Linked DNA regions of Mus musculus: all the other regions are linked to region 3. A link is a loop called in an ENCODE intact Hi-C map of the cell type or tissue named here. Cell type or tissue: heart. All regions are shown on one strand.

Region 1 (8,000 bases), 77 kb after region 3:
TCTCAGGGTCTTTATTACTATTACTTGGCTACATTTGATATTTGAATAGTACCTCATAGTTTATTAAATTTATTCCCAAATATCAACTCATTTTGGAAGAATTAGGATCAAACAGGATGGGCTTTTGAACCAACGAGGGTCTGCGTGTACCACCGAGAGCTGGGGCTCTTTGGCTAAAGCATTGCATCAGTCAATGATGCTTTAAAGGCCTGGAATTTTTCAAAACCAGTCTTTTATAGTGGTTGGCTCTTCCTCATCACATATAGGCATTAGCTCAAATATTACCTTTTTTTTTAGGGAACCTGGTCAATTTAAGAATTACTCTAGACTAATCTCTTTTTAGCATGTACGACTATCTAGATGACTTATATATGTGTTGGCCGAACAGAACATGGTAGCTTTATGAAGTGCAGCCTTGTCTGGCTCTGCTGCTCACCCTGGTCTCCCTAGCATCCGGGAATGCCTGGGGCATCAGAGCTTTCCTTGATAAGTCTTCCTCTGGGGGGGGGGGGAGGGAGAGAGAGAGAGAGAAACCTGAAAACCCCTAAGATAGCGACCCTCTGGGAGAAGTACTCACACGGGCCTCTGGGGGACAAGAAGACTGGCTCACTGGGGCTGTGTGCTGCCATCACACTGTTGATCCTCCGGCTCCATGATGGTTTTATAGACCCCCTCTGTGAAGTACAATGGTACAGGGTGACTGTCTGGCTGCTGTCTGTTCCCAGGCCTCTCATGTGCATCTCTGGATACAATCCCATCACCCACAGTCATGCTCCAAGGCGGAGGAGGGTAAAGATGGACCCCTAGAAGTCTGATTTGTCAGGGATCTCCTGAGGAGTCTGCAGGTTCCTGAGTCTCCAATTTTATTTTAACATTTCTACAAATTTTGGGCTGAGTATCAACACACCTGTTTGTATTTCTGTTAACACAGGAGCACCTATTTGTGTCACAAGAAAACCGTGCTCTCCTTATGGTGAGTGGCCTCACACTGTGCTCATGTCTTAGGGACATTTACAGTGTGTGACACTCAGTTTTCCTATGTAGTACCCCAGCCTCTATCTGAAACTCAGCACAATTTATTTCTTCCTCAGTGAGCACTCACTGAGCATCTACTATGTACTAGGCTACACTCCATTGAGACTACAAACCATAGATATGACTGGGAACCGGATATGCGTGGCTCCTACCACAATGGGAGTTATCTTTTCAGGACAGAGAAACACAAAAGAACTAGAAACACAGTGTGGTGATTGTTAAACTAAGGGAGGGGAGTCCGGGGGTTAAGGGAAATGAAGAAAGTGTCAAGTGACCATAACGTAGGTGATGGGGTAAGATCTCCTGAGATAAAATGATCTGAAAAACAAGCAGGGTAGAATGTGGGGTGGGAGGTGTTCCAGGCTAGGAAGAGACCATGTCTTGAGGGCAGAGAGGATATGCACCACGGAAGTAGCAATTTGGAATGCGTGGTTAGTGTCATGGAATAGAGTGCTGGTGCGGAAGGGTGTGTGTGTGTTCGCGCACGCATGTGTAGGGAAGCAGGAAAAGGAGAGAGGCTGAACACTCATTGAAGAGCTCACTGGTAAGCCATTGATAATGGAAGGGAAGAGAAAGCCACAGAGGAGCTGAGCATGGTGACCCCCGTCCTCAAGAGAAGCAGAGGTAAGAAGTACTCTGCAAATTCGAGGCCAGTTAGGTTTACGAAGTAAGATTCTGTCTTGAAAACAACAACCATGACAGCTCTCCCCTCTCAAACAAACAAACAACTGCAGGAAAGTCTAACACTTGAGAAGAGTTGGTTTAAAGCTGCATGGCGGGTGAGGTGAGGAGAAGCACCGAGTAAAGCTGGGAGCTGGAGAGTGGCCTCCCCAGGGAAGGAGGAGGTCATGCCAATGGTCATGCCAATGTCCAGTGCCAAACAGTCACACCTGAAAACGTAACTCAGGTAACATTATACGGACTCAACCGGTTATACTGGAGAATAAATATTTATATACAAGTACATATATGCAATAACAATTAATGAAAAAGGGGCCATAAATTTGAATAGTAGGGACAGCTATATAGAAGGTTTGGAGGAAGGAAAGGGATGGGAGAAATACTGTAATTGAATTACAATCTCAATAAGAAGAATTGGTTTATATCTGTTTTTCACATTATATAGTTGATCAGGAACTATACAATTCTCTGCCTGGAAGAAAAACAACAACAACAATAACAACAACAACAACAATGACTTACTAAGATCCAAAAAGAAGAGGAATTAGCAAATTGTGGGTCCTCTAACTGGAGTGAATCCCCATCTTATCTTCTCCCTTTTAGAAGACAATCTTTCCCTCCAAGATAATTTCTCTGTAACTAACTTCCTCCATGGTAGGCAGTTATCTAACTGAAGTCAGTGGGGTTAGAGCATTACCTCAGGGGTCATTACCTCAGGGGTCATTACCTCAGGGGTCAATACCTCAGGGGTCATTACCTCAGGGCTCATACTCATTCCCAACAAAGTCTTAAACACTGAGTATACTTGTGGTCTAGCTGACATTGCTAGTGGTATCATAGTAGAGGCTACTGCTAAAATTTCACCAATGGAAACGAAGCCAATAAAGAATTGGAGAGATTTGATGGGCCGGTTAACGATCATAATCAAAAAGAGTAAAACTATTGGATCATTTATTGAGATACTCTTTGCTTGAGTTTTTAATATCCTCTGGTTGACACAATGATGCAATCCAAACTTCCAGGAGTCCAACCTCTTAGGCAGGGAGTGACACGATTTTGGGTGATGCCGCTAGGTAAGCAAGGGCATATTTATAACCCTGACAAACAGGTACTAGACAGGAGCATTATCTAACTTTGCCACCTATTTAGGCCAGATGTTCCTTTTGTGATAAAAAGCTGGAATGATGCCTGCTGTCAGGCTTCATGAACAGTATGTATGTTGGAGGTGGGTGGGGTGTACTCATTATTCCTTCTGAAGAAGACGCGATCTTTTCTCAAACATCTCTCTCTTTCCAAACATTTGGGCTAAATTTATGTTAAAATTCAAAGCAAGCAGATTTAATGCCGGAGACAAATGATGGCACACAACTTTCCAACTCTGAGCATCTTCCTGGTATGTGGGCGAATGTCATTTCTGGGTACAACGATGCCATCAGAATATTAGTAAGAGAGGCCGACAAGAAATGTTTACAGACTGATAGCAGAACACACTAGCTGTTCCTTTATCTTGCCTCCACCTGACCCTTGAACACGGTGACAAGGACATTTTTACCCCAGGTCAACTGCAGAGACAAAGGCCATACGTTATTATTGCACTTCAATTCTCCTCACCTCTGTTTCCGGAGAGGATTTATAAACAGGCTAGAGCAGTGGTTTCCAAAGTAGGAAAGATGGAAAGATATTCCCTTCCCAAGCTCATCGAATTTTCCCTTCCTATTCTAGGAGACGTTTCTTTCTTTTTTTTTTTTTTTTCAAAATGTCCTTGGCTTTGTCTTTACCTGAGCTTGTATGAAAAGTCCTCTGTGCCACTCCTCTGCCAGCCTCACAGGAAAGGAAAGCCTCCCTGGGAGGGTCAGCTAGGAAAGGACAGCGTGGGAAACCCGAGGAAGCGGCCTCCAAGCAGCCAGTGCCGGCCCTGCGCGGTCGGGTTCCCGGCGCGGCCCCTTTAAGAGCAGGCCCCGTCCCCGCCCTCCTCCTGGCGGGGCTGGCGCTCGGTGGTGGCCGCTACGGTGCTGACAAGATGGCGGCTGGCGGGGCTGTTGCTGTGGCGCCGGAGTGCCGGCTTCTGCCCTACGCGCTGCATAAGTGGAGCTCCTTCTCCTCCACCTACCTTCCCGAGTAAGTGCGGGGCCCCGCGCTCGAGCTGTCGGAGCCGCTCGGTGAGAGCGCGGCCCGCCAGAGCGTGCGGTGTGGGGAGCGGAGCCGAGAGAGGCCCAGGCGGGGCCTGTGACGGGGAACGCGCGGCCTCCGGAGCTTCTCAGTGCGGCGGCCGAGTGCTCCGGCCTGGCGGGCCGAGGCCGGGCTGAGGGCCCGGGAGCGAGCTCCGGGTGGCGGCGGCGAGGCGGGCTTGCGCAGCGGGAGGTGAGGCGGAGCGGAGCGGGGCTCCGGGCCCGGGCCGCGGGCGAGCCTCCCCCGCCGTCGGAGGTGGTCAGGGCGACGACGGGGGCCCGGTCCTTCCCGGACGGCTCGGACAGCGCCGGAGTTCCTGAGCCCGCAGTAAAAGTGCTTAGCTCTGCACGAGTGGCGAGAGAAGTTGGGGAGTCCATCCGCACCCTGGCGAGAACTTGGAGGACTGGCAGAGGGGTGTCTTGGCTTTTTTTGGACGGGGGGGGGGGCTGGAAGTTCTGAAAAAGATAGGGAAGGAGGGCAGGTCTGGGGGCGTGCGGCTTGCCCGAGGGCACCACCAAGTCAGCAGAAATGGCCTTAGGAACACAACGAGGAACGGGTGCAGTTTTCCGTTGCTATTCGAATAAAATTGCTACATCTCCGGAGTGTCCTGAACAGGGAGTGTGTTCCATTCGTATTTTTAAAATTCCTCCCGTTTGTTCAGATTGGATTTCTCGAGTCCAGTCGGTCAGGACTCTGGAAGTTGAAGCTGCGGGTGAAGAGTCAGCCTCCGCGGACTGCCCACCTGCCCTCCTCCTAGTCACCAGGTCAAGGGTTGGCACTGAAGCCTTGTAGCTCCCGCCCAATGAAGGCTGACCTGTGGTCTGATCTGGCCGGTTGTGGCCTGTTGATAGCTGGTACATGGCCACATCTCTGATTGATATTGGAACCCAGCTTTTAATTTGAGGGTGAGCTGGATAAGCACCGACCTTCATTTGAAGTGGACTTGTGGCTGTTCATTCTGTAAACCTCTGTTTTTTTGTTTTTTGTTTTTGTTTTTTTTTGGTAGTTTTTTCTTTTGGAGGTGTGTGTGTGGTTGTTTGTTTTGGAGGCCTTTTTAAGGTTGTTTGTTTTGACTGACTCCTTTGAATCTGAAGATAACATTTTTTTTTGTGTCTAGGTTAGAGAGTTGGTGGTGTGTCACTAACTACCTCGAATGACTTTTTCCACCCCCAGGTCTTTGGTTAGATAACTTACACTTTAGGTTGTCTGCCATCGCTTTACCTTCTGGTGTAGGCATGAGACTGGGATAGCCCAAATCCCAGTTGCATTACCTGTTGTATGGGCATGTTAAGGAGAGAGGCATTTCTAAAAGGAGTCTTGATCTGGTGGGATAGTGGTTTTAGTCAGCCTCCAGTTTGGAGTGGGGACAGCACCTGCTGTTCCAGTTGGACTGCAGCTGGAAGAAGCCATTGCTATAGCTTCCTTAAGGCCACAGAGAAAACAGTTTATTTGCACTTAGTACTTGCACTTAGTGTATCTTGTTTAACCACAAAGACATTTCAAACATATAGTATAGTTTTAATTTTAAAGCCCTTTAGAGTTAAGCAGTCCGGAGTGAAGGAGTGCAGATGAGCATTAGGAAGCTTGGGTTTGAGAACTTTGTTAGGCAGGCTGGTGTGTGTCTGCCTTAGTTGTAAAATTCTTGGTTCTGAACTTAGGTTAGCAAGTATACGTCTTTGTATGACAGGAAGTTTAAGAAAGAGATTGGTTTCCCCGCCCCCTAAAATGACCTCTAATGGGGTGAAACAGTGGAAGGTATTATGAAATGTCTCAAGCAGGTGTGATTTTTTTTTAAGGTCTAGCCAGCTATTTGTTGAAATTGTTCAGCAAAGAACAAATATTTATTGATAGAAATCTAGGCATTTTGGGGTGATGGTAATAATTACAAAAAATGGCAATTACTTATGCCTTTCACATGCTAATCTTTATGAATACTTCAAGTGTTTTAGCTCATTTAAACCTTAACAGTCTTCTAAAGAATCCCAAAAAACTGGGCATGGTGTTGGGCCTGGATGGAGATGCCTGTAATGCAAGCCCTTAGGAAGCAGAAGCAGGAGAATGACAAGTGTAAGGCATCCTGGGCGACATAGTAAAGTAAGGCCAGCCTGGGCTGTGAGATCTGTGTTGTCACCTGTGACCTCAGATCTCCATTTTCCAGATGAGCAAACAGGGATGAGAGGTTCAAATTTGCCTCTGGTCATCCACCTAGGTGAGGACAGAGCTGAATCCAGAGGACCTGCTCCACAGTTCTCCACCCAGTGTGCTTTCTTGACTGCTTTTGTCTGAGGGTTTGTAGAGATTAGAGGGGATTCTGTTAAAGGCGCTTGTGTTAAGTTGTTTATAGACACATACCGGCTGGAGAGAGTTTGTGAACAAGCTTGAGGACCTGAGTTCAAATGCTAACATAGACAGTCTTCAGTCTTGTATGGTGCACTTGTGACCCCATTGCTCTTGGTGGGGTAGAGACGGGAGGATCCCTGGGGCTAACTGGGTACCAGCTTCTAGGTTCAGCGAGAAAAGGAACAAGGCAGAGAGTGATAGAGTAGGCTACCCTGGGTCCTCCTCTGGCCTCTCGGGTGCACAAACACAGTTATCTCTGTACACATAGGTGCATATATACTACATATGGCTAGAACCCTCCCTCCCACCCCCATGAAGTCATGAAAAGGATTTCAATCTCAGATTTCTTTCTAGGACTTCTATTTTTTTTCTAATGCAAAAAAAACTATTTGGACCTTAAAATGTTAAAACAGGTCTAGTTAAAGATCACACTTTTTTTTTTAAGTTTAATGCTAACACATTGGCCTTTTATTTTTCAGTGTGTTTAAATGGATCTTCCTTTATTTTACTTTTTCTTCTGAAATGTATTCCTAATTTTGGAATTAAGAGAGGTACATGTAAGTGACACATGATATGATAACATACTACATGTAAAACCATTTTATAAATCATTGATCTGTATTCTTGACTGTTTATTGTTGTAGGTTATAGCGATGCTGGTGATAGTTTGTTGGGTGTTTGGTGTTCCTGAGCTGCTTTGTTCATATAGTGTTTTTATTCTTAAGCTCAGTGTGCAGTGAGCTTCCTATGTTCTGCAGCTGAGGAAGCTGAGGTCAATATGTATGGACTTGCCCACAGCATACAGCTTTCCAGGGGCCTCTTACACGTTCTTATTTTAAAACAACTCCACCAATAACAAGCAATTATTAAGTGTCTTCTGTTCTCAGATTGTTCTGTGCAATTAGATATGTTTAGTATTCGCCCCAACTCCAGTATGAGTGTGATATTATATTTTACAGCTAGGGAATGGAAGATTTAGAGAGGTTAACTAGTTTAGGTCTGGGGTCTAAGAGCATTGGAGAGAGGACTCTGGTCCCGGGCTTTCTGACTTCCCTTCACAAGCTCCGTGAGCTGCTTCACTGTGTGATATGGCTGCTCTGTGCTTACAGACAGGATTTGCTTGGGTCACTTCTCCAGCTCTGCACTCTGTAGCACACAGCTTGGCTTCTAGGCTCATCTACCTCCGCTCCATTGCTCTTGTTGATCTTGGTGGACATCCCATGGTACTGGCATCTCCAAAACTGCTGGGGTCTTGCTGCAACTAGACTACACTTTAACAACTAGCCTCTCATAGGCTCTCTTCATGGTGCCAAGCCTCAGCTGCTCTCATGACCCCTTCATGTCTTCAATCTAGGGTCTAGGGTGACTCTTACACAGTCTGGCCACCAACATGAGATTCTTCCTTGGCTGTCTCTGGAACACAGCTTCTTTGTTCTCTCAGAAATTACTTCCCAGAAGATTTCACTCACTGATGCTGGTCTTTTCTTAATCACCGCTAATTTCTTAGCTCCAGCTAACCAGCATCACTTGTCCCTGTGTGTGCTAGGCAAGTCCTCTTTCATTGAGCTACATCCCTGGTTTTATTGGTTGTTAATATTTTCTTTCTTTCTCTCTCTCTCTCTCTCTTTTATAACAGAGAGGTGTACCTCGGTAATTCTGTGGTTATGAATCTGAATTTTTCCTTTTAGTTCTTTAAGAACTGTATGTTTTGAAGTCATTACTAGATGTATACAGACTTACAGCTTTATCATTCTAGTAAATTGGGCCTTTGAAAG
Region 2 (8,000 bases), 48 kb after region 3:
GTTCCTTTCTCCCATCTCCCACCCCTCATCCTCCAGTCAGTGCTCCCTTTCTCCTCAGAAAAGGGGAGTCCTCCCATGGATATCAGCCTGCCCTTTTATTTTCTTGATGGTGTCCTTTGAAACACAAACATTATTATTATTATTATTATTATTATTATTATTATTATTATTATTATTATTATTATTAAGTATACATGTGGAGTACACCATGGTGCACATATGGAGACCAGAGGACAACTTTTGGGAATCAGGTTTCTTTGTCCACTCTGGGTTCTGAAGACTGAAGTGAGGTCAACTGAGCTGTCTCACTGGCCCGTGAAACAGAAAAGCTTTTACATTTAAAACCCAATTGGTCAGGCTAGAGAGATGGCTCAGTGGTTAAGAGCACTGACTGTTCTTCCAGAAGTCCTGAATTCAGTTCCCAGCAACCACATGGTGGCTCACAACCATCTGTAATGGGATTCAATGCCCTCCTCTGGTGTGTCTGAAGACAGTGACAGTGTACTCACATACATAAAATAAATAAATAAATCTTTTAAAACAATTAGTGTTAATTTTGACACTTTTGTTTTGGTGATATAGCTTAGATTCCCTTGCACCTCTGTTCCCTCTAGGGAGATATTTATTTATCTGCGTGTGGATTGAGCACAGGCCTTCCCACATCCTAGACACGTGGTCTACCACTGAGCTATATCTCCATTCCAGAAGAATTTTAAGGGTTTTCTTTTTTTGCCAAGTATTATAGCATACACCATAATCTTAGCAGTCAGAAGGCAGAGGCAGGAGGATCGCCATAAGTTCAGAGCCAATCTGTTCTATATAACAGTTCCAAATCAGCTAGGCTACACAGTAAGACACTGTATTAAAAAAAAATAGAAAAAAAAAAGAAATGTAGTTTTAATTATTACATTTAGGTCAGTGATTCATCTTGACTTGGTATTTTATGAATTTTTAAATTAGAGTACAAAACAATGAGTTTCACTGTGACATCTCCATACACATACACTGTATCCACCTGGATGAGGTGGGAGGAGTACGGTGCTGAAGAGAGTCAACTTCACTCTTTTGCACATAGATACTTGGCTGGCCCAGCACCATTTTTTGAATAGGGTATTTTTAGCTGGGCCTATGCTACAAGTCCTGTAATCCCAGCTAATTGGGAGGCTGAGGCTGGAGCACTGCAAGTTCAAGGCCAACCCAAGCTACAGAATGAGTTCAAAGTCAGCACCGATAATTTAGTAAGGCCCCATGTCCAAATAAAATGTGAAAACCGAGGGACAAGGATGTAGCTCAGTAGTAGGGTGCTTACTCAGCACACATGAGGTTCAAACCCCAGCACCAAAGCCAAACAACAACGAACATAGTTCTTTCTCTCCTATCAAGTTTCCTTTGGTGCCTTGTCTGGAGTTGACCGTAATATGTGGTTTATTCCTATACCATCAATTCTTTGCTGGTCTCCGTAGGAAGATTACTGTAGGTTTTGAAGCTGGGAAATACTTGTCTTCCACCTTCGATCTTTTTCATGGTTGTGTTGCCTCTTCTGGGCTTTCCATGTGACTTTTATAACCAGCCAGTCAAGCTCTGCAAAAGAAAAGATGTTGAGATTTTGATAGGAGCTGCATTGGATGTCATTGTCAGCTTATAAAAACACAGTCAATATTACGCACTTATTTTTTTACCTTAACACACTTCTGAACTTGATGTGTTATTAATTATGGTTCGTTACTGCTTCCTCCCTGAGGCACTGTGTTAGACACTAAAGAAAAAGCAAGGCTGTTCTAAGATGCTTATGACATAGGTTAAACTTACGGATACGCGGAAGTCATGTTAGGAGCAAACAAGGAAGTTGGTAACTGCTAAATGCATGTTACAGAAAGTTGGAATTCTGAAAAGACGCTTCAGGGATGGAGAAGCCTGGAGGGGGAGGGGAAGAGTCAAAGGCTTGCTCCCCGCCTGCGCGCCTTCCTTCCTGTCTGCCTCCTTTTTCTCCTCTTGTTTCCTCGCTCTACTTGCACCTGCCCAATTTCTTTGAAAACTGGTAGAATATAACCAGAGATGGCTGCTGTTTCTCAAACCTGGCTGGTCATCAGAATTTCTTGGAAAGCCCTTTAAAATCTAGATGCCAGTCTCCCGTTGCAGAGCTGCTGTGTCATGCTCCCAGGTGCTGGGTCACAGAAGGACAACTGCATTAGCATTTTGATCTCATTTTCTGCCCGAGTTGGGAATTTCTGGGGTATGGTTATAATTATATCCACATGTGGCTCGGCATCGATCCTCACCCCACTGTACCTCTGATTCTTTTCAGGATAGTCTCGCGTCCAGAAGGTCACAAGGGCACCTGGAGGGCATCGTGAGTGAACCTCTATGGCTTCTCCACTATTGAAAGCACACATTTCTAACAGGGTTCGTTGGTGTACATGTTTATGGAGATGGCCACTACATAAAACAGATGCTTATTGTTCATAAGTAAGAAGTTTATGAACTGTATAAGAACCTTTTGCTATTCTGGCCATGTTTCTCTGAGTCACTTGCAGGATATATATCCATTATCCAGGATTTATGAGGGTTTTTTGTTTTTGTTTTTGGACAGAAATCTGCTTGCTTCTGCTTCCCAAATGCTATGATGAAAGGTGTGTGCCCCAACTCCTGACCTTTTAAATTTTTTAAAAATTGATTTACTTATGAATCTTGAGTGCTCTATTTGAATATACCTGAATGCCAGAAGAGGGCATCAGATCCCATTATAGATGGTTGTGAGCCACCTTGTGGTTGCTGGGAGTTGAACCCAGGTCTTCTGGAAGAGCAGCCAGAGCTCTTAAGTGCTGAGCCATCTCTTCAGCTCTTAATGTTTTTTAAATAAACTAAGTATCTGGTTTCCAAAGTCGTTTGCATCTCAGCTTTTCCAGAAGTAACTGATCTTTTAAAGATACTTTTAACTACACAGAATATTAGCTTGCAGTGTTAAGCATGCATATAAGCAGTATACATATTTTTCTACAGCCCCTTTTCTCACCATGATGCCTTTGAGATTTATGCATGTGACACTAATAGAACTAATCTGTTCTTAAGAACATGTTAATATTATACCATGGAGTACCAAAATAATACTATCCTGCTGTATGACTGTTTTCCACTCTAGGCTCCCAGAAGTAGAAATTCATTATGTCAATAGTTTTGGTGGTGGTGGTTATTTTTGTTTGTTTTTTTTTTTTTTTAGATTTCAGTTCTTCGTGCCACCCACATCCTTGAGTATGTCTCCTGAGACACATATGGGAGTCTGTCTGGGGTATAGATTAGGATGGAAATTGCCCCAAATTGATATGTACCTTTGACTTTACCAGGTTGCTTTAGAGGCTATTCTGCACAGTAGTAGCTTAACCATATTTTTCCCCCTCTCTCATCAATGATTTATGAGAGTGTCTCTTGCTCCACGCTGAGAACCAATGCCACCAAGTCTGTAAAGTCATCAGGCTGGAGAGATTGCTTAGTGGGCAAAGAACCTTGCTGGTGAGCCTGACACCCTGAGTTCCATGTCCCAGACCCACACAGTGAGAGAAGACTTCCTCATGTTGTCCTCTAATCACCACACCTGTGCTAAGGCCCACATCCGCTACATGAATACATGTAATTATTAGGAAATAAACATCTACCTGGGGCTCTCATAGATTCTAATAGCATAGCTTAAGAGGAAAATTGGAAACAGGTTTCAGATGTTTGATGGGTGGAGATCCTCTCTCCCCCACATGTGTGTATGTACAACAGCCTAACGCATTGACACGTGGGTGTTAGTTAACTGTATGTCACTGTGACTACATGCCTGACAGTGTCCGTTTAAGGGAGGGGAGATTTACGCTGGTTCATGGTTTCAGGCACTATGGCCCGTTATGGAAGGGAGACCGTGGCATTGCTGTTGGTTGGGCTTTGGCAGATTATTCACATTCTGGCTGGCCAGGAAGCAGAGAGCTTAATAGGAAAGGGGGCTGGGTTTTAACCTTCAAAACTCCACCCTCAAAGACTCACCTCTGCCAGTTATAGCTCCTGCCACACAGTTTGACAATCTTCCAAAACAGCGCCACCAGCTGGCACCAAGTGCTAGCACATGAACCATGAGAGAGTTCATACTGAACTGCCTACAGACACATCTATGTTGGCTGTGCTTAGATCATCAAGAAAGGTCTGCAAACCTTGCAGATACATATTTTTGTTTGGTTGGGGTTTTGTTTGTTTTGTTGTTGGTTTTGTTTTGTTTTTGAGACAAGGTGATATAGAAATTGCAATCCTCCTGCCTCAGCCATTCAAGAGCTAGAATTATGGACCACCACACCCACCCAGCACTGGAGATGCATTTGAAAGACAGCAGGATGTGATTTGCCAGTCCATAGGGTGGAACTTAAAGCCCTACCTTTGCCAGTTACACTGACAGGAGGTGGTTGGTCCCTTTCTCGATGCTTAGGACAGGGTACCCTTTAGAGCCGCCTGGCAGCCTGCTGGGCGGTGTCACTGTGTGGCTTTTTCAAAGCCCAGAGGAATCTGAGACGCAAGTGAGAGGAACGATGCGTGAAAACAAAAGGCAGTGGAAAGAGTGACCAGCCAGCAGGCTCCGGCAGGCTAGAACGCTCTGTCCTTGTTATTGCTGCTTCATGAAAATGCCGCGGGCCTTCTGGCAGGGTCTACAAGGTAGAAGCTTCCTGGGAAAACAAAGACCAGGGATGCGGACCTGGAGGTTGGGGTTCTAGTTTCCCACTTCCCTATGGATGCTCCACAGAGAGGTCAGAGACCCCAGCGCCCCCTGTGTCTGCTGACCTTTCTTCTGTCCTGGCTGCTTTCCCGAGAGGTTTTTCCCTCCCACTCACAAGCAGCGAGCTCTGGTCTCAGAGGCCTAGCAGGACTCAACTGGAAGAGAGGCTGGGTGGTGCCTGCTGTCGGTAGAGAGATCTAAAGGTCAGCAGAGGGGAAGCAGCCGGGCCCTCCATCCTGGCCAAGGCGCGTTTGTCACAAAGCAATGACTCTGCTTGAGATGTCCTCATTCCCCCTGTTTCCTTCTGAGCTCGGAAGGACTGGCTACTGCCACACTAAGGCAGCCTCTCTTCAATCTTCAAGAAACCAGGAAAGGGAAGAGCCCGAGTTTCTACTCCTTGGAAGAATTCTGGATTCACCAGAAGTCATCCTTCACATTCCCTCTTCAGAGTCTCCTTTCTTTGATCTATAAAATACCAGATTGCAAAGAAGGGACTTAGTCCACATTCTCCTTTTGTCTTAAAAAGTGGCTGTGAGGACAGCGGTAAAAATAGACCTTTGCGGATACAATAGGACTGAGTAGGGTGTGGTTCGCTGGCAGCTGCACAAGCCCTTGTTTCTTTTGGTCTTGGAATGTTCCAGACTTTGCCTCTGCCTGGTGAAATCCTAAAACACTAGCTTCAAAGTGGCTCCTTGGGAGTGAGACTCCTGTCTCTAGAGTCAGCCATTCCCTTCTTTCTGATCCCCTAGCACTTCACTCTTACAAAAGGCATACATTGGAGCTGTGGAGGGGGGGTCTCAGGAAGACCCCCCTCCTTTCTCTAGACCCTCTCTCTCCTCTCTCTGTCTGTCTGTCTGTCTCTCTGTCTCTCTCTTTCTCTCTCTCCCTCCCTCCTTTTCAGTACTACATGGTGGAAAGGGATTGAGGAAGACCCCCGACATCCTTCTGCATACATATACATATACACACAAATGTATACACACACATGCACACAAGCATATATAACATCATATTTTGTTATAATTGCTTATTTGGGATTATGCCTTATTGCTTTTCCTCAGCATCTATAGACTGTATTTTAGCATCATAGTTCCTTAATAGGTGTTTATCATATGAGTCAAGGTTTCTTGGCACTTGTATTTCTGTCTCAAGTGTTTATTTTGTCTGTTTGACTGCGTGCTTGCTGATTTTTTTTTCAGTGCTGTGGACAGGTATTCCTGTCCACACTCAGGAATTCAAACACACTAAACAAGTAGTCTACCATTGCATACCCCCTCTATCCCTGCCTCTGTTTCTCAATTAGCCCTGGCCTCTTCTTCCTTAGGGTGAAATGCTGGCCGTTTCAGTTCAATGTAGAATACAGGGTTTGCTAAAATGAAATGTAATTTCTTTCCTAAGGAATTGTTCTAGTAGGAATGTGTTTCAGATAGATCACTTCTGCTACAGGTACAGGAACTGTTTTCAGGAAACATTGCCACCATTACCTCCGAGAGGCAAGTTAGTGGTTGTTATTTTCCATTTACAGATGGGCAATTGGAAGTTTTCCTTTTCATTTACCAATCACTCTGCTTAAAGAAGTATGTGAGGAGTGTTGAGGGTTCCCAAGGTGTGAGAGACGGCTCTGAAGAAGGTTATCCTCCTCTCTGAAAGAAAAGACATTTGCACATGAAGGCAGCTGTGATTTGGGAGCCGTGATGTGAGGTGTGTGAATGGTCCCAGCAGAACTTCCAAATGGAATATAAAAGGTAGGTCAAAGAGTGTCCAGCCAGCAGGAGTGTGGCCATCACTGTGCCGTTTGAGGTGGATAGATTCTGTGCTGTTTGGTGTCCATTTGGCCTCTGTTGGTTTCTTGTGACTGCTGTAACAAATTAGCACAAACTGGCTGACTTAAAACAACAGAATTTTATTTTTCTTCCAGTTCTAGAGGCCACCAGTCTAAAATGAAGGTTTGGGCAGGGTCAAAGTCTCTTGAGGCTTGGAGGGGGCAGGGATAATCGGTCTCCTGTTTCTTCCAGTTAGTGATAGCCTCAGGCTTTCTTTGGTTCCTGGCCACTCCAGTCTAATCTGTTTCTGTGGTCACATGGACTCCTCCAACGTTGTAAACCTCCCCCTGCTACTCCCTGTAGGAATGTGTGTGACTGAACTAAGGTCCCACCCAGATTGTGGGCTAAGCCTCCCCTCTCATGACCCTCAACTGAAATCACGACTTTTGCCATGGAATGCAGTAAGTACCATTGGGTTCTGGAATCAGGCTGTGCACATTTACTAGGGGACAGGGAAGACTATATTCTTCTCTGCCCTGGGCTGTAGTTGATAATCTGTTACCCCCATGCTATGTCACCTGGCTTCCTTTGTCCTCTGGCTAACCCTTGGGCTTTCGAATGGGAGACATTAGTAAATCTCAGAGAGGAGGAGGAAGAGGCAGTGAGGCTCCCGTCTTTAGCAGGGTGCTCTCATGATCACTAGCAGTGATAGCCATGTTCTGCCATACTTCCTGTTCTTTCTGGGACTCTGTTCCCTTTTCTCTTCATCCCTGGCTTCTACTAACACGATTCTGCTAGTGCCTAGCACCCTAACTACCCATAACTCTGCCTATGCCCTGTAGATATGTCCTAACCACCTGATTTTCAAAGCCTCAGTTGATTATGACTTCAGGTTCCTGCCATGATCTGGGCTGATAAAAATCTCAAGAGGCAATGCCATTGTTTCAACAGAGCTAAACTCAGGGGACCACAAGCTATGCTGAAACAGCATGAAGTGCTGTTTCTATATCCTGCTGGTGTCTTGCTGTCATGACTCTTACCTCTGCTGGCCTTGCTCCATGGTGCTTCTTATTTTATTTTATATTTTATTTCATTCTTCCACCCATGCCATCTGCTGCCGCCCTGGTGTCTGCCACCGTTGACCGTGGCTGTCATCTTCCATGTGCCATTTATTTATTTATTTATTTATTTATTTATTTATTTATTTGGTTTTTCGAGGGTTTCTCTGTATAGTCCTGGCTGTGCTGGAACTCACTCTGTAGACCAGGCTGACCTTGAACTCAGAAATTCGCCTGCCTCTGCCTCCCAAGTGCTGGGATTAAAGGCGTGTGCCACCATTCCCGGCCTTCCATGTGCCATTTAGTTCAGTGCTGATGCCCTCTAGTTTTATTTCACACCCTGTCCCTTAAAGGGGCCCAGCTGGGTCAACAGTTATTGTCCCAGCATCATCAAAGAGTAGATTTAGAAGGATGAGAAGTTACTAAAGGTTTTTAAACATG
Region 3 (8,000 bases):
AGGGATTGAATTTGTTGCCCTAGGGTTTTTGTTTTGTTTTGTTTTGTTTTGTTTTTTGTTGTTGTTGTTTGTTTTTTGGTTTTTTGGTGAATGACCTCCAGTTAGGAGAATGGAGCCATTCCTGGCTGAGGAAGAGGGAAGGTGGTTGGACTTGGCTGTCTTTCCTCAGAAGTAAGCAGACTTATGTGTCTTTGTCAGGGTTTTGTCTGACTTCCTACATCTTTCTGTTTTGTGAGCTTTGTGTTCAGGAGTCAGGATGGATTCAGCAATACTTGGGGGGGGGGTGCTTTAATCAAGGATTTAATGGGATCCTTGACTTCTCTACTCAAAAGCCTCCCAGTAAGTCCCCATTTCTACTTCGGACGCTTCTGCGGAAGCTTCTGTGATCTGGCTCCGCCCCTCGCACCTCCCCCTTCACCTTCAACTCTCCCAGCCCTAAGCTGAACTCGGCTGAACTGGTTTGAACCCTTCCAACCCTGCAGTATAACACTCCCTTCTCTGCAGCGTCCCAGCACCTGGGCTTGCTCCCGACACAGCTCAGAGCTGCCTCCCCGTGTCCCCTGGGTTCCCTGCAAGCTAAGTGGACCCTTCCTCCGGTCCTCTTGAAGCCCTTTTCCCCAAACCCTGTTTCATGGTGTCCTTCAGCCAGCAAATATGTGTCGACTTCTCAACCTTGGTAAGTCGTCCTCTGAATGAAGGATCATTTCCCATCCCTCCCACACTGTCCAGTGTCAGATGTGACCCACAGTGTCCAAATAATATCCAATCTTTTAGGGGACTGGAGATCCAACTCAGGACCTTACACATGCTAAGTATCACACCACTGAGCTACACTCCTTGACCAACATTCAGTCTTTGTTTTCCAGTCCTGCTAAAAAGCTGTCTGTCTCTTAAAAGCTCTTGGAGTTGGGCTTTGGTGACACATGCTTGTAACAAACAAACAAAAAATCCAGACAAATAAGCAAACAGGAAATAGCTCTTGGGAGTATCAAACAGACAGGTTCAAATCTTAGTTCTGCGTCGTTTTGGAGCAGGACTCCTTCCTAATTCTGATTCTTGCAACCTCTACTTTCTCCATGTGGAAAAGGAAAGACAATAAAACCATTTATGGTATCCGTGCAAATTAAACTGGGATCTTTCCAGTAAAGAACTGAGCCCTTTACGCAGTGAGGAGCTGGCATCCCAGGCTTGAAGTCCTGTTGCCCCAGAGTCCACTGTAAAAGGCCGGTTACAGCTCTAATGTACTGCCAACAGGAAGGCCTGGCCAAAGTGAGCAGTCCCCCAGACCCGTGGGTTGGCAAACTCTGTAAGCAGTCTGCTAGCCTGGACATCTAGGTCTGTGTGGAGGGTGGTGGCCATCTGGTCCAGAATTATGCTATGAAGATAGTACATCTCCACAGCCATGGTGGCTTGTTACAAGAAGTAGGTGGACAAGGCTTGGAAGTAGGACATGAAAGACATCTCTATCTACCATGACAGGTTCACACACTCCAAGTTTTCAGGCTCTGGGACATGTGCTCACCTCCAGAAACCCTTCCCACAAATCCACCATGAGGACCAGGGTTTACCTTTGTAAAGAGAGTTAATGAGATTTTAATGTGATAAAAAGCAAGAAGAGGAGGAGGAGGACACCGTTCCCTCTCACCCTTACCTTCTCTTTATACTCAGAGAACTTAAATATTGAACATTATTCTCTGAGATGTGGATCTCACCCATCGATTTAAGGGCTATCAGATGCATTTCCATTTGCTGAGGCGACCTTCCTCTGTACAGCTACTGCTGCTTCTGACTGGATCTTGCAAGGTTTCAAGAGACTCCTCTTTTTATTTTTTATTATTTCTCTATCTATCTATTTGTTTGTTTGTTTGTCTGAGGCAGGGTCTCACCTGTGTAGCCTTGGCTGGCCTGAGCTTGATATTCAGTCCAGGTTGACTTTGAACTCATAGTGAACTCACAGCCTGCCTCTGTTTCCCCAGTGCTGGGGTCAAAGGTGTGTACCATCATGCCTGACTACTCTTATGGGTAGCACTGGACTTACTTATTAGTCACTAGAAGACATGGGTGAGGATGCTCAGGCACCAGTCAGCTCTATGTGTTGCTAATTTGCTCTTACCTTTAGCCCCTGGTGTGAGATCAGCTCCTCTCTGTCTATCTTAGAAGGGATGCCAATGAGGATACCCCTGTCTCTCTCCTTCACCAAAGTCAGTCACTTTTTCTCATGAGAGGGGGACACAGATCCTGCTCATGCTTTGAGTACACGTTGACACTCACTGTGTAGCGGCTACTAAGGTTAAAGTGGAAACAGCCAATGTCTGTGCTTCTAAACATTTCAATCTAACAACTTGTTGGCAGAAGGAAGAGAAAATGTCTAAGCCAGGACTGCAGGAGGCCGAGTCAGAGACAGTGGTGTCTTAGGCAAAGTTCCAAAGAGGGGTGAGCTGAGCCTTGGGGAGCCAGTGCATGTCTGTCAGGAGATAGACAATAGCTCTCCAGGTGAAGGAACCCAAGTCCAGTTTCTTCTGTTCTTCTCCTGACAGACAGCTTGAAGCCTTTATCTCTATCATCTCTAACCTGTGTGGCCAGCTTCTTCTTGGCCCAAGATCCCTAAGTGTTTATAGCTTTCCTAGCACCCACTCTGACATTAGAACTGACATTAGAAGCCACTGCTTTCTTCCACAGAGCCAACAAGCAGCTGGAGTGGTGTGAGTCCCAGGGTGAGGATGGCAGAGTCTAGGCTGTGTGTGGTGTGTGTGTGTGTGTGTGTGTGGTGTGTGTGTGTGTGTGGTGTGTGTCTGTGTGTGTGTCTGTGTGTGAGTGTGTGTGTGTCTGTGTCTGTGTGTGTTTGAGAGCCTATGAGTGAGTGTGCATTTGGATGGCATACTAGATATTTTTGTGTAGAGGTTGCCACAGAGAGCAGAAATGGAGCTACAAAAAACAAAGTGGCAGCTAGGCACCTCACAGGCAAACTGTTTCGAGAAGGGGAGCCTGAAACATTCCCTGGCCAAAACAAAAACAGGGCAGGAAGTTGCATCATGAGAGGAAGACTGCCAGGGCCATGCTGAAGAGACACAAATGTCACAAAACAAAAATAAAAAGTGTGAGTCTGACTTTGCCGGGGCACACACTGTTACAATTCTTTCTTCTTTATAGTGACATGAAATTACTGAAATCATATTTGGCCGAGCAAGCATGAAGACCACAGAAGGACAGAGATGGGAGATCGTCATTAGTTTAACAGTTACGTACACAATATTTTGTTTGTTTTTGTATCAGCAACTGATTACAACTTAGCTCTGTCCCTCTATGTAAATGTTTTATTCTGCAGAACTTAGAAATATTAAAAACAGGTTATGAAATTGCATCACCGAACCTCATTATTAGCACACACTGAGAAGTTCTAACACACATATGCTAACTATAGTAATGTGACTGATGACATCAGAGCAAGAGAGAGACCCCACTCCCACGTGTGTCACTACATTCATCATTTTGGTTCAAGTAAAAATGTTAGTCTCTTTACTAAAAGGAAGTGAATAGTTAAGTTTCCTTCTGATTAGATTCTGGTAACTGCACATGTGACAATGTTCTAGGAATTGACTTTAGGTAAGACAGTCTTGTAAAAGGTTGAGATAGCTTTTGAATATACTTGATATCTGGGCCTCAGAAAAGCCTTCTGAGTATGTTACTTCAGAAATATAGTCCTACCTATTAGCAGTCTGTCACGATCCTAGAACCGGAGTGGCCTCTGATGATTCGCCCATTTGCCAGGGTCTCAAAGAGTTAAAAGGATGTTGAGATTTTGGCAGCGAAAGGAGGTGAGTTAAGTGGACTTTGGCTACGGTGCAAACAGTACTTCCCCGCTGGATACATTTTTAGCCTGTGCTGTAGGACCAGCAGGAGTAACTGGAGAGGCGTTTGGGTGGACAGGGTGGAGAGGAGCCAAGCAGGCAGAAAAGAGCGGACAGTGAGGACGAAGGCGAGTTCTAAGGGACCCTTGTTTTCTCTGCATGTGGAGGGTGTTCCATTGATAGCTATTAAAAGAAGAAATGCATGGAATGAAAAAGTATGTGTGGATACCCAACTTGGAGCGTAACATAACAGGGTTATGTCACCTTCACTGTGACACGACTTTGGCAGTCTGTAAAGATTCATGGTTTCCAGAAGTGATACGTTTGATGGTGTTTGTTTGGTTGGTTTTTATCTTATGTATATAAGCGCTTTGCCTGTGTGAATTTACATACACTATGGATGTGTGTACCTGGTGCCCTCAGAAACCAGAAGAGGGTGTTGAGCCCCTGGAAATGGAGTTATAGACTGTTGTAAGACCAAGTAGGTCCTGGGAACTGAACCTGTGTTCTCTAAAGAGCAGAACAAGAAAAAGAAAACAAACAAACAAACAAGCAAAAATCACTGGCTGGAGAAACGGCAGTGGTTTAGCAGTGGTTACCTAAGTGCTGTTCCCGTCAAGGACCCTCCCCAGCACCCACAGGATGCAGCACAACCATCTGCAACACCCGCATCAGAGGCTCCACTGCCTCAGTCCTCCACGGCCTCAAGTGCTCTCTTGTACAGTGCTCTTGCCCCACATCCATGAATAACTTAAACTAATAAACTAAAAAGTAAACTAAGTTGCTAAACGTTTGGTTTAGAGTTTGTTTGTTTGCTAGGATTTTTTTTTCCAAGATTTTTTTTTTCATAAGTGTCTGGAGAAGAAATTGGTTTTCTCAAAATTATTAGTTATTTAGAATTATAATTGATACAAATAAGTGAATCTAATGTCTCTTCCATTTTAAAATTACTACTGGGGGTAGCTACTGAGCTGTAAAGCACATTTGACTTTTGCGGACTGAGACGAAAGCAGCAGAGACTCGAGGGAAGATGACTTAAACATCCTGGCACAGACAACACAACCAGAATGCTAACTTTTTATTTCCTAAAGCTACTACCTTCCGTAACACATGTATAAAGGAGCAACCATACCAGAGAATAATCTCAGAGAGAAAAGGGTGAAGAGGAAAGGCACAGGAAAAATCCAAGCCTATTTATTGACTTGTTTCCTCAAGCACTTACTTATTGTGAATGCATGAATGTCCCCACGCCATTGCTTATGTATCTCCAGAGGCCCTCCATCTGGATGTTTACTTGGTCCACAGTATCCATGGATCCTTAATCCTCGGATTCAACCACCAACAAGATATTGGTGGCGGTGGCATCAGTGGGGGGCGGTGGGGAGGTGTTGCGTTTATCCTGAACATTCATGAATTATTTTCTGAGTATTTCTGGAAAGTCTAGCATCACAACAGTTATACGACTTTGATATGATGTGAGGTATTACAGGGTATCTAAAGAGGATTAAAATATGCAGGAAGATGTGCATAGGATGTGTGCACATAGCATGCCATTCTGCAGAACAGACTCGAGCAGCATCATGTTTTGGTCTCCCAGGGAGACTGTAACTAACCCCGTGTGGGAACTAGGGGCCATTGCTGCAGATCTGAAGCCTTGCTTCCCAGAGGCTGAAGGTGCTCCCTGGCCCAGCTTATGTTCCAAGAAACTTATCTTTTTCTGGTGATGTCCCCTAGGAACAGGAAAAGGTGAACTCAGACATGCTATGCCCCATTTTACATTGCAAATCTATAGCTCTTCCCTTCAGTGACTAGCTGACCATTCTTAAATCTTGCTCTTGTGTGCTGAAGAGTGTAGCATCTCTGTCCCCAGAGATTACAAAGGAACTTTGCTCTTTGCCCAAAATACCTCTCTCTCCCAAAGCAGCTTCCCCTCCTCTGAGAAATGCTGTCATGTCAGGCTGCACTGCCCTTGAACCAGACAACTTTCTCTGCTTCTTTATTTGTCTAAATAAAGCTAACCTACATTTGCTGTCTAATTCATTCAGATGCTTGCTCGTGCTATTTAAAGTACCCCTCAAGGCCCCTGAGAAAAAACAAGATGCTTTATCGCCTGTAAGGAACTTTAGCTTTGCTGGTCATCTAAGGGATTCAAGAATTTTAAGAATCCATTGAGCCTGTTCTGACTGGGACTTGAAGAACAAAGGAACGCTTCAGGTTTTTGGTTCCACACAGATTTCATTGACTTGTGCACTGTTGGGATGAGTTGACAGAAAAAGGAGTTAAAATGTAAGCTTGTGTGTGTGTGTGTGTGTGTGTGTGTGTGTGTGCATGTGTCCTTGTCTCTAAGTTTCATGAACTCTAACTTTTCTGAAGATGAATCTGTCATTTTTCATTGTGGTCTCTAGTGACTGATTGGGCCATTGTGGGTTTATTTACCCCTTTGGGAACAACTGTGAAAAATATAAAGACAGCTGTCATCTCAGTAAACTGAATTTGAGTATTTGGTTTGTTGCTACCTCTCCTTTTGGCCTTCATGGGCCATTTCGTTAGAGAATCCTGTCTCTTCCATGTCCCAGAAAAGCAAACGGTACAGAGATCATTGCAGAACAGAATTCCACTGTGAATTTATAAAGGACTGGGCTCAGAGGCCTGGCATTTGCTGTTTGTTCCTTCAGATCCAGAGTGTATGGGATCTGTTGGCTTGCCTTGTGGGAGGGCAAGCCGGTACCGCTCCATTGTCTTAACCACTAGGGCCCCGCTGCTACCTTCAGCTCAAGCTTATTATCAGCATCCACTTATTCAGCCAGGATGCTGTGACGTCCATTGCAGAGAGTGAGTCAGAAGCCACAAGCTAACAGGTCTATTCCTTTCCTCTGTCACCTAGGAAACCAACTCATCATCCACAGGAAATGCAGGCCCCGATGGGGAATGTGCCCAGATCAGGTTAGAAAGCTGGCAATGAGCTTTTCAAAGGAGGTCAAATAATAATGTGCAGAATCGTGTTCTGAGGTGGGAAGTGGACCTAGCCTCAGAAGAGTGGGTGCGGTGGTGGGGAGGGCTAGCCAGCAGAAACAGCCAGCAAGAAAAATTAATCAGCTAAAAGCAAGCAAGATGTCTGCTTTATAAGAACATGTCCAAGGGCAAGAGATATACAGACATGATCTCATGCCCCCAGCAAACAGCACTTTTGACCCAGTAGTTGAGGGTCTTTGGAAGTGGGTATGCTTATGCCATGTGTAAAATGAGAAGAAGAAATTGGTGATGCACCCATCTAAGCTTTCAGTAGTTTGAAATCCCACTATATGCTCGTTATTCCTTGAGTTTCAAAAGTGTGGGCAGTATATTCCCCAGAACTACCTTTCTAAGAGCCACACCCCAGTTTCTCCTGTGCTTCATCACTGTTAGCAGGTGCTGTGTTCTTCCTGACTTTATACCAGTGGTCCATTGTCTCTAGTGTATACGTCTGACAGATCGCAGTATCCAGACGTCAGTGGGTAGCGGTTTAATACGGCTGAGGCTGAGAAAGCCTACCTTTCGTTTTTCATGTTGTTTGCCAAGGTTGTTGTTTCTAGGGAGATTTACACTCCCATTGCTACAGGGGTGAGAGATCCTACATGAGAGCCTGTGCATTCTCCCAGAATCTCCTGTTCTGCACACAAAGGATTTCTGAGTGAAAAACAAACCTCAGTCATCATGTGGCCCAGCCATCTCATTTTTCATACAAGAGAGGTGAAGTGACTGCATAGGGAAGTGGTGTGTAGATTGGTGGCAGGGGACTTCTTCCTGTGGTAGAGAGAAGAGATAGCAAGTTAGATGGAAAGCTCAGATGTATCTCCAGGCCACATAGCTGTATCTAGAATTGTTAAAATCAGTGAGCTGCTTTGATTAATGTATAGAGTCCTAGAGAGGGACAGGTGGCCCACCATGGGAGGGTCAGTCCATTCCAAGAGGATGAGAACCATGAGTACTGGTTGAACAGGGAACAGTGACGGCCCCGAGTGTGTACAGGGGAGTGCAGAGCAGTGATCAGAGTTCCAGTGGTGACAATCTTAGAAGAGTTGAAGGGCATAAGACTACTTACCCTGGAGCCCAGAGGGATTTTTATGGGAGAGGTAGGAGGAGGCGTTGTCAAGTAGTTGAAGAGCTATCTAA
Region 4 (8,000 bases), 110 kb before region 3:
TTCTGATGCGAAGCACTGTGCTAAGCACCGGAGACGTATCCGTCAGCAAGATACATCCTGCCTGTCTCCTTACAGCACACTAAAACACAAAACAAAACACCACCTTATTCAGCTTGTGAGGCAGTCGTTTGGTTTATGCTCCAATTACTCCCCTCCATTTGTAAATAATTACTCATCATTATAGCTATCCTCAACTTCTTCACTCTGCTCCTGAAAGGGAGACCATGAGACCACATACAGTATAAGACCAGCTTATGTAATAACACAGATGTTCTCTAGCTGAAGGCCTCATTCAGGTCAGAAAAAAAAAAGTGTCACCAGCAAGTACCTAGGATCTAGAAATGAGAAGCACTCGTGCCAATGCCCTAGAATCAACAAGACTTCTCTTTTAAAGGTACACTGCCTTCGCTCCAATGTCTGCTTGTTCCATGTTTAGACTCTAAGAGAAGCAAGCCCTCCATGCTGTCCCTTAAGGAGCCACTAGTGGCTATCTACCCACATTTGCAGCAACTCCAACTTCAGTTTCTGCGTCACACAAGCCACCTTTTAACATGAAGAGGCTTGAGGTCCCCAATCTCGTAACATACTGCAAATCAAAAGATTAAAAAAAAAATCTCATCTTCATCTCAGAAAGCCTCACAGGGCTGAGGGGCTCTCACGTAGCTCTGTATACCCCATCTGAAAATTACAGTGTAATGATATCTGACCAAGCATTTGTGCTTTAAAAAAAAAAGCACAGCCGCTGGTAATGCCCATCATTTCTTTCCAAATAAGGGGGAAGTGGCAACGGGAGGGAGCTACTTGCCCAGTGTGTTATCAGTAAGAAAACGCAGTATCCACTCAGCCAAAAAAAAAAAAAAAAAAAAAAAGAACTGGAAAACAAATGAAAAACATTGGTTGTTATTGTTTCGCAAACAAGCATTAGTGGGGCCATAATCTGTATCTCTCACCAAAGGGTGTGTGCTCTTCACCTTACCACTCGGACCAGATGTGGGAAGGGTGCTTCCGAATGAATGTGGGTGAGGGAGGCAAAGAGAATTCAATGGTGACCAATGGAAAGAACTTAGTGCTGGTGTGTACCACTGATATACTTTTTACTTTTTTAAATCATTCCTAACGTTGAAGAGCAGTTGTTTTGGTTTGGTTTGGTTTTTTGTGACAAATACAGTATGATGATCTGTGTCTGACAAAATGAGCCAAGGATGTGCGAAAGGCTACAGGACATTTTTTAAAAAGGTGGGGCTGGAGAGATGGCTCAGCAGTTAAGAGCACCAGCAACTCTTCCCGAGGCCCTGAGTTCAATTCCCAGCACCTACATGGTAGCTAACAACTGTCTTTAACTACAGCCCCATGGGATCTGATGCTCTCTTCTGGTGTGCAGATGTGCATATGCAGACCAAACACCACATATATAAATAAGGTTTTTAAGAACAAGTTCTTCAAGAAGAGGAGGTAACCAAGAAGCAGAAAGGCCATCTTAACAGAGCTATTCGAGAACCCCCCAAGCCCTCGGTTCTTAACCTGGGGACCTCAACCCTTTTGGGGATCACCCTTTCACAGGGGTAGGCTAAAACCATTGATAAACATAGACACATATTGCATTTCATAACAGCAAAATTACAGTTATGCCATAGAAATGAAAATAATTTTATGGTTAGGGGTCACAGCATGAGGAACTATATTAAGGTGTCGCAGCATTAGGAAAGTTGAGCCCACCAGTACCTAAACAGCCTGACAATGCTTAAGAAAAAGGTGTCACTTGTGGTGAGGGCACCAGGATCGACGGGAAGAGCACAGCATGTGGCTGGACAATTAATTATTCCAGACCAGCAACGTTCACATTTATGATGTGCTGGCCTGGGTGGGTCTTCAAGATCGTCGGCTCACCAAACTGCAAGGAATGTGAACACTAACCTTTAAACCCTGGTCTCAAATATACTTACCTGTGCCCACTGTGCAGCGAATGCTATTTGGTGGCAGTCATTAGTATGCATATTCAGAGCTCTTTAGGCCACAGAAGACAACAATGATAATGCAAATAGTCACAAGATTGTTAGAATTAGAACTCTGGAGAGAAACTTGAGTTTAATGTGTTATTTGGTATCACCCGAAGGTATCAACAACCACATTTTCCAAACAAGTACCGGAACCCCCACATCTTAAGGTTCCCATCAAGATCACATGAGAAACAAAACCAAGGAGGAATAAGGGACGTTTGTTTAAAAAAAAAAAAAAAGGCAAAGCTTCTATAATCCAGTGTGTGTGCTTCCTCCAAAATTTTCACGACAGAACTTCTCAGACACTGTACCCAATGGGGGCACTTTGTCCACATCCAAACTATGGCCCATCATGTCGTCCTTACTTATTGAGCATAGATGGAACACAGACGCACCCTCTGGACTCTTCTTCAGTTTACACGTATGTTAAATGACAACGAGCATGAAGATACTATGTATGAGGGGATCCACCTGTTAACTTCAAATTGCTAAAATCCCCCCCCCCCACAGTAAATACTAGAATCAGTAGCCTGAAGGCACTAGTGAATTTACCAAAAGGTGGTTCTCCTTTCAAACAAGGGAACCTTTCCAGATAAAGCTGTAACAACAGAAATCCATGTACAGAAATTCGGGCCCTCGGGCTAGTATGCACTATTCCTAAACTGTTCGCAAAGGTGAAAGGTCTCTCAAGCAACCCGGAGTAATGGTTTCAAATATGAACTCTGGGGCCTGCTCCCATGAGCTCCCGTCAGGGAGTCCTCAAGCTCCACCTCTGCCAGAACCTCCTGTACTTCCATTCCCCCAAAAGTAAAAACTGTTACTCCTCCAGGTTGTCGCCATGTTTGCGCAGTCATCCTGTCTGGCACATAGAGGCCCCATTTAGTGAGAGACCGACATGTTAACTATTGGGGCTATTTTTCATTCTTCGATGCGTAAATACAGATGACTCAACATCTAGCCTACCAAGCTGGCTACCTATCAGTTTTTATTCTTACTGCGTCACAATTACTGGAGAAGAAGGAGGTGAAGAAAATGGCCCTCAGTCCAGACTCTATTTGGATTTCAGTTCCCTAGCTATGAGAGTGGGTATCGGGATTAATTCTAAAGCTCTGGGGTTGATTACACCGTGCAGCCTGGATGAAGAGCTAGATGTAGGTACTTCTGTGTCCACTGATATAACATAACACACCTGGGAGGACGGTCTGCTCGATCCCTCTGTTGAGTCTCCGGCCCGGAGGGGATGGGGTGGGGGGGACAGCCGACTGGCAGGGATGCTGTGACGACGAACCCAAATACTGCTCCAGGGGAACAACTGCGACCAGCCCCACAAGACTGTACCTCGCGGTAGTTTTCGAACTGTTCAGGGTCTGCGACCCTCCCCCGTGTCCCGGTCGCCGGCGCCCAGCCACCTCGCGGCCGCGGCACGTGACTCGACACGCGCCAGCTGCACGCGGGCTCCATCAAAACAAAAACAGAGGAGGCGGGACGGGCGGGGACGCGCGCTCGCCCGCTCGCGCGCGCTCTCGCCACCGCAGCTCGTCCGCCACGATCGCGCGCCTCCGCCCGGCCGGGGGCGGGAGGGCAGAGGGCACCACCCTGTTTACCGCCCGGGCTCGAGCCCTGAGCCGGAAACGGTCTCCCGGGAGCGGGCGCGTGAGTGCGCACCCACCCGCGGCGCGGCTCTGCGTGGGCAGTGAGCAAAGGGCCACGGCGGCTGCGTGTCACCCCCGTCACGACTCTTGCTACGCACTTCGCCCCCAGCCTTCAGCTCGCGAGCTGCCGCGGACCCCTCACGTGGCCGCCTCCTCCCTGACACGCCGTGCCGAGCAAGCCGTGGCTGCGGACCCAGGCGCTCCGGAGTCTTGTCCCCACCCCGCCTCGGACGTCACCCGCCTCGGACCACCCAACCCACACCTTCCGCCCCGGGCGCGCGCGGGAGGGGGTAGATAGCTCCAAGCTGTCAGAAGCCTACAGTGTGTGCCACATGACGAAGCTCGCCCTCGTCCTCGACACTCACGCAGCAGCTTCGCTGCGAGCTGAAACAGACATATTGGGGGGGGGGGACCTGTCTTGATTTTTCTCTTGGTTTTAAAAGCAACCCCCCCCATACATAAGCGTTAGACTTAGCTCTACCTACGCACTCGCTTTGCCTCCCCCATGGTCTCCTACCAAATCCAAGCGACTTACCAAATCCAAATGCCCACCCTACACACCTGCTAGGTAACCTGCCTTCTGGAACCTCAAAGCCCCACCCATCCCGCCTGTGGGGGCAACCTGTGGTGGGGGGGAGTGAGGCAACACGATTAGGTAGTGATAGAGAGGGGGGACATACAACCCCCCATCTCCAGAGCAAGAGGACGCATCCTGCTTCCCTCCGCCAAAATAATAGCCGAAGTCAAAGCTCCGGCTTCCCAGGGGCTGCCTCTCCCCCCACCTTCCCCCTAGAACCAAAACGTCGCGTCCCTCCCAACCGCTCGCCCCCAGCCCTTACTTCTTGTTGACGGCCGAGGTGGGGGGGCGTGGGAGCCATGCATGAGTTGCCTCTAGGTTCGGGATGTTGGTCTCCTCTGAGTGAAGAGGTGGGATCTCGAAATGGAAACAGTCCTCCCTCCCCCCCCCCAACCCCCCCCCGCCGGTCCCTCCCCTCCTCCTCCTCCTCTTCGTCTGTTTACCTCAAGTTTGAATTTTATCTGCGCAACATTAGCTGGAATGCGGACATTGAAAAAAAAAAAAAAAACCACTCGCTCTCAACCCGGCAGCAGCTCCGGAGGAGCCATGTGGCATCAAGCCACCGCAAAGGGGAAAAAAAAGTGCTCTTAGCAACACAAACATGGCGAAATAGCTCCGACATGCCCGTTTCACGCAGCAACCCTACCTTCCTTCGCTCACCCGCCGAGCATCCTGGCCCGCTGCCTCAGGCCCCTTGTGGGGGACCGTAAGGGGGCCCCGGGGACTGCGAGGGTGGACGTCAAGAGAGTCCACCGGGAAAATAGCACAGATGACGCGCCAACCCATCTGCCTCACCGAGAGTGCGGGGACGCTTTTTCCACCCCCAAGGTGGGAGTTGAGCACCAAATCCTGTCCCCAAGTCCTGCTGGACCCGTTTTCCCCACCCTAAAGAACTTACCTTGAGGCTGAACACTACACCGCTTTGCTCTCTTTTCTGGTTCCTTCCTCTGGAGTGAGGAGGAAAATGATGCGCACGTAGATTCCGAGAGCGTATTCTTCTAGAATTTTCCCATGATGGTTGGTGGGGAGCGATGGGGACTCTGAGACAGGTGCGGGGCTGCCGGCTAAAAGTTGCTCAGCGCACCACGGTGGGCGACAGGGTCCCCGGAGCGGGCGGAGGACCCCCACTCTCTGTCCCTGGCGTCGCCCACTTGTCACGCCAGGCTGCTGCGTGCGCTCGGCTGCAGAGGAGGTGGCGTAGTTTCTCTTTCTCCCACCTCTTCTCACTTGTTTTGTAGCCGTGGGCTCCCCTAATGCTTTCCTCTCCACAATGTTGTTTCATTATATCATGTCCATCATGTGACACCGGAGAGGCCTCTCTATGGAAACTTAAAGGGGCTCCCACGTGACTGCAGCAGCAACAACAGCAGCAGGACCGCCGGCGGCGGCGGCGGCAGCATTTGTACCACCACCCACCAGGAGCCCCTCGAAGCATCCCGAAGGGGCTTGTGGCGCTGCGAAAGCCCAGATAAGGGAGCCACTGCATCCGGGAGCTATGGCGTCGGTGCGTGCGTGGAGCCAGTGCTCATTACACAGCAAGCGGAACAGGAGCGTCCTTAAATCCTTTCCTGCAGTCACCAAGCCCACGCTCTGTTAAAATGACATTTCGTGGTTCCTACTTTATTTTCCCCCAAGAGCTGTGAGTTCCCTATCAGGCCTGATTAAATTTTACAAAGTCAAAAAGAAAAGCCAGATTTGCCCTCTCAGTGAGCTCACTCGCAGATCGTTGGTAGAACAGAAATGCCCAGAAAATAACAACCAGAACCGGGCATTTGGTCCATAATTACCATCACTACCAGTTTCGGAGCTTTCTGGAATTACATTCCTCCGGTAACTGTTGATGATGCTCTCAAGAGGCAAAATGCAAGGCAGTTTTTCTCTTCCGCGGCTATATTAGGGCTTTGTTGCTGACAACAGTAAAAACTTGTTTGTGTCAGGAAGTGAGGTATGAAGCCATGACCTGTAAGGTACAGACAAAACCAAAGTGGCAGTTTGGGCACTACTTTTCTGACCACATTCTTCCAAATGGTGACAAGATGACTGCCATAAAATGCGTGCTTGGTTGGAAATAAGATGATCAGGGAAACATGCTTATCCCTTAATCATACTGTGCATGCTACACACTAGAAATTATATATACATATATATGCGTGTGTGTGGACAGAGCGCAAACGTGCATTTTCCTGATATTCCAAACCACCAATTCTGTCCCCACTGCTAGCATTTAACTTAAGTATTAGCGTTTAAAGGCTTATTCGTGTCTAGTGATGTATGGAAACTAAGTTTGAAGTCCTTAGTCTTAATGACTTGCAATGTATGTGTGTGCAAGGTGTGTGGGGGGGGGGGTCTACTTCGAATCGCAATTCTCTGTCTCTACATTTTTATGTACCATGGAAAAACATCCTATAAGTAAAATCTATGATTAAATTGCTATTTTTCTGTTGGTTCACACTTTTCCGTCTTTATAAGGAAAACGGGGTTGGCAGAATTGTGGAAAAAGGATAAGAAAACACTAACTCAGTAACTGAGGAGTGGGATGGGAGAGGACCAACATTCCGGCCTGGCCTTGATTATCCGTCTCTCTCCATCACTTATGAATGCATTAGGTCTCCCTCTAATTCTAACACCCATCCTTATGGCCTTCTAACCTCAAGTCTAATTCTTTCATCCTTTTAACCCTCTTTTGCCTGGACCGCCCAGCTCAGGCTCTTTGCTTATGTACCCAGCTCAGGCCTTCCCAAATACTTAACCCCACCACCACCAGCAGCAGCAGCAGCAGGAAGAAGCAGCTGGTTCTCTTCTCAGCAACCTTACCCCCTTACCTCTCTTTGACCTCCTTTAATCTCCTCCACAGCCTGGCCCTTGACTTCACAGATTCCTCTTACCTTTCTTCACCTGAAATGGCCTGCCCTTTACTGGGGTCTCCTTTACCCCTCCTCTCTGGTCCCATCCCTTCTGCGGGCGAACCCCAGCATTCCTCCACGGCTCGGCCTGGTCAGCTTGAACCACATTTTGTCGGCTTGCCCTGGGCAAAGAGGGAGTTTATGGTGGAAAGTGGGTCCAAGACTACCCCTGGGTTAGACCCCTGCCTTGCCCCATCCGCTCCTCCCAAGCCCTGGTTGCGGCGCTTCCTGGGCGGATGGTTTGGACTTGCTGCTGCAGCTGCGGTTCTGCTGTGTCATGCAAGAAGGAGGCGGCGGCGGCGGCCGGAGCTGGAGGGGGAGGAGGGGAGGAACCTGATCCTCGGTAGCGAAGGGCTGGAGGCAAACACCGAGCTCCCCCTGAGCCGCCTGGGAGCAGGGAGGGTTCTGCTACCCTGAGGGGCCCTCCCCGCGGGGCAGAGGGTAAGTGGGGAGGCGCAGGTGGTCGCCTTGGGAAGGGAGCGCGCAGGGGGGTTAGGTGGGACGGCGGGACCGCTAGGAGCTACCCGAGCCCCAAGGAGTCAAGTGTCCGACTAATAGGAGCCCAGGCTATAGAAGAGTTGGTCTGCCAGTAGCAGCAAGAACTATTTGCCTAATGACAGTTGTCCTTAGCCACACGGTGGGTGGAGTTGTAGATCCCGAACTCAGGACCCATCTAAAGGCAATGATTCACGGTTGCAGGAACTTAATCCCAGCAGCCCTGGCGCTGTAGGACACCCTTGAAATGAAAAGGCCAACACACCCCAGGTTCCTCTAGCCTTTCTGGACTTTCTGGGTTGTCTTCTTCAAATCTAGGGGAAAGGCTGGGAAACTGGCCCAACCCCACTTTAGCCACAAAAATAACGCTCTTGGC

Evidence for each region. Hi-C counts contacts between places; a loop is a spot of excess contacts. Peaks named below come from ENCODE experiments on the same cell type or tissue, not always from the same donor. Only the 100,000 strongest peaks of a DNase experiment are listed, where the experiment ranks them.
Region 1: it touches region 3 in a loop (2.5-fold over the local background); 6 of 42 quality-filtered maps call a loop at or near these places.
Region 2: it touches region 3 in a loop (1.9-fold over the local background); 7 of 42 quality-filtered maps call a loop at or near these places.
Region 4: a loop joins it to region 3, with 4 times the contacts of the local background. A loop is called at or near these places in 12 of 42 quality-filtered maps.

Annotation. Positions count from the first base shown.
Region 1 is chr6:31,395,121-31,403,120 of GRCm38, forward strand. It overlaps Mkln1 (muskelin 1, intracellular mediator containing kelch motifs), which reads left to right and starts at 3,708. Exons shown (of 18, transcript NM_013791.2): 1 at 3,708-3,834. The coding sequence starts at 3,737. Mkln1os (muskelin 1, intracellular mediator containing kelch motifs, opposite strand) reads right to left here and starts at 3,653. Exons shown (of 3, transcript NR_040300.1): 1 at 3,495-3,653; 2 at 578-674. In heart, a CTCF peak has its summit at 3,678; DNase peaks (open chromatin) are centred at 3,681 and 4,671; H3K4me3 peaks cover 2,413 bases; H3K27ac peaks cover 2,286 bases.
Region 2 is chr6:31,366,012-31,374,011 of GRCm38, forward strand. It overlaps Mkln1os (muskelin 1, intracellular mediator containing kelch motifs, opposite strand), which reads right to left. Exons shown (of 3, transcript NR_040300.1): 3 at 874-1,581. It overlaps LOC115490343 (a long non-coding RNA gene), which reads left to right and starts at 2,793. Exons shown (of 2, transcript XR_003956274.1): 1 at 2,793-6,483. In heart, CTCF peaks have their summits at 2,727 (motif pointing right), 4,084 (motif pointing left) and 7,546 (motif pointing left); DNase peaks (open chromatin) are centred at 4,610, 4,920, 5,340 and 6,830; H3K27ac peaks cover 1,547 bases.
Region 3 is chr6:31,318,240-31,326,239 of GRCm38, forward strand. All of the region lies in intron 2 of 2210408F21Rik (RIKEN cDNA 2210408F21 gene), which reads left to right. Among named protein-coding and RNA genes, the nearest start is that of Mkln1os, 77 kb to the right of the region's middle. In heart, CTCF peaks have their summits at 554 and 3,904; DNase peaks (open chromatin) are centred at 472, 3,032 and 3,862; H3K4me3 peaks cover 666 bases; H3K27ac peaks cover 526 bases.
Region 4 is chr6:31,212,950-31,220,949 of GRCm38, forward strand. It overlaps Lncpint (long non-protein coding RNA, Trp53 induced transcript), which reads right to left and starts at 5,525. Exons shown (of 4, transcript NR_110471.1): 1 at 5,125-5,525. It overlaps 2210408F21Rik (RIKEN cDNA 2210408F21 gene), which reads left to right and starts at 7,402. Exons shown (of 6, transcript NR_040262.1): 1 at 7,402-7,570. In heart, CTCF peaks have their summits at 487 and 3,577; DNase peaks (open chromatin) are centred at 3,582, 3,892, 5,472, 7,412 and 3 weaker places; H3K4me3 peaks cover 4,380 bases; H3K27ac peaks cover 3,257 bases; H3K27me3 peaks cover 4,431 bases.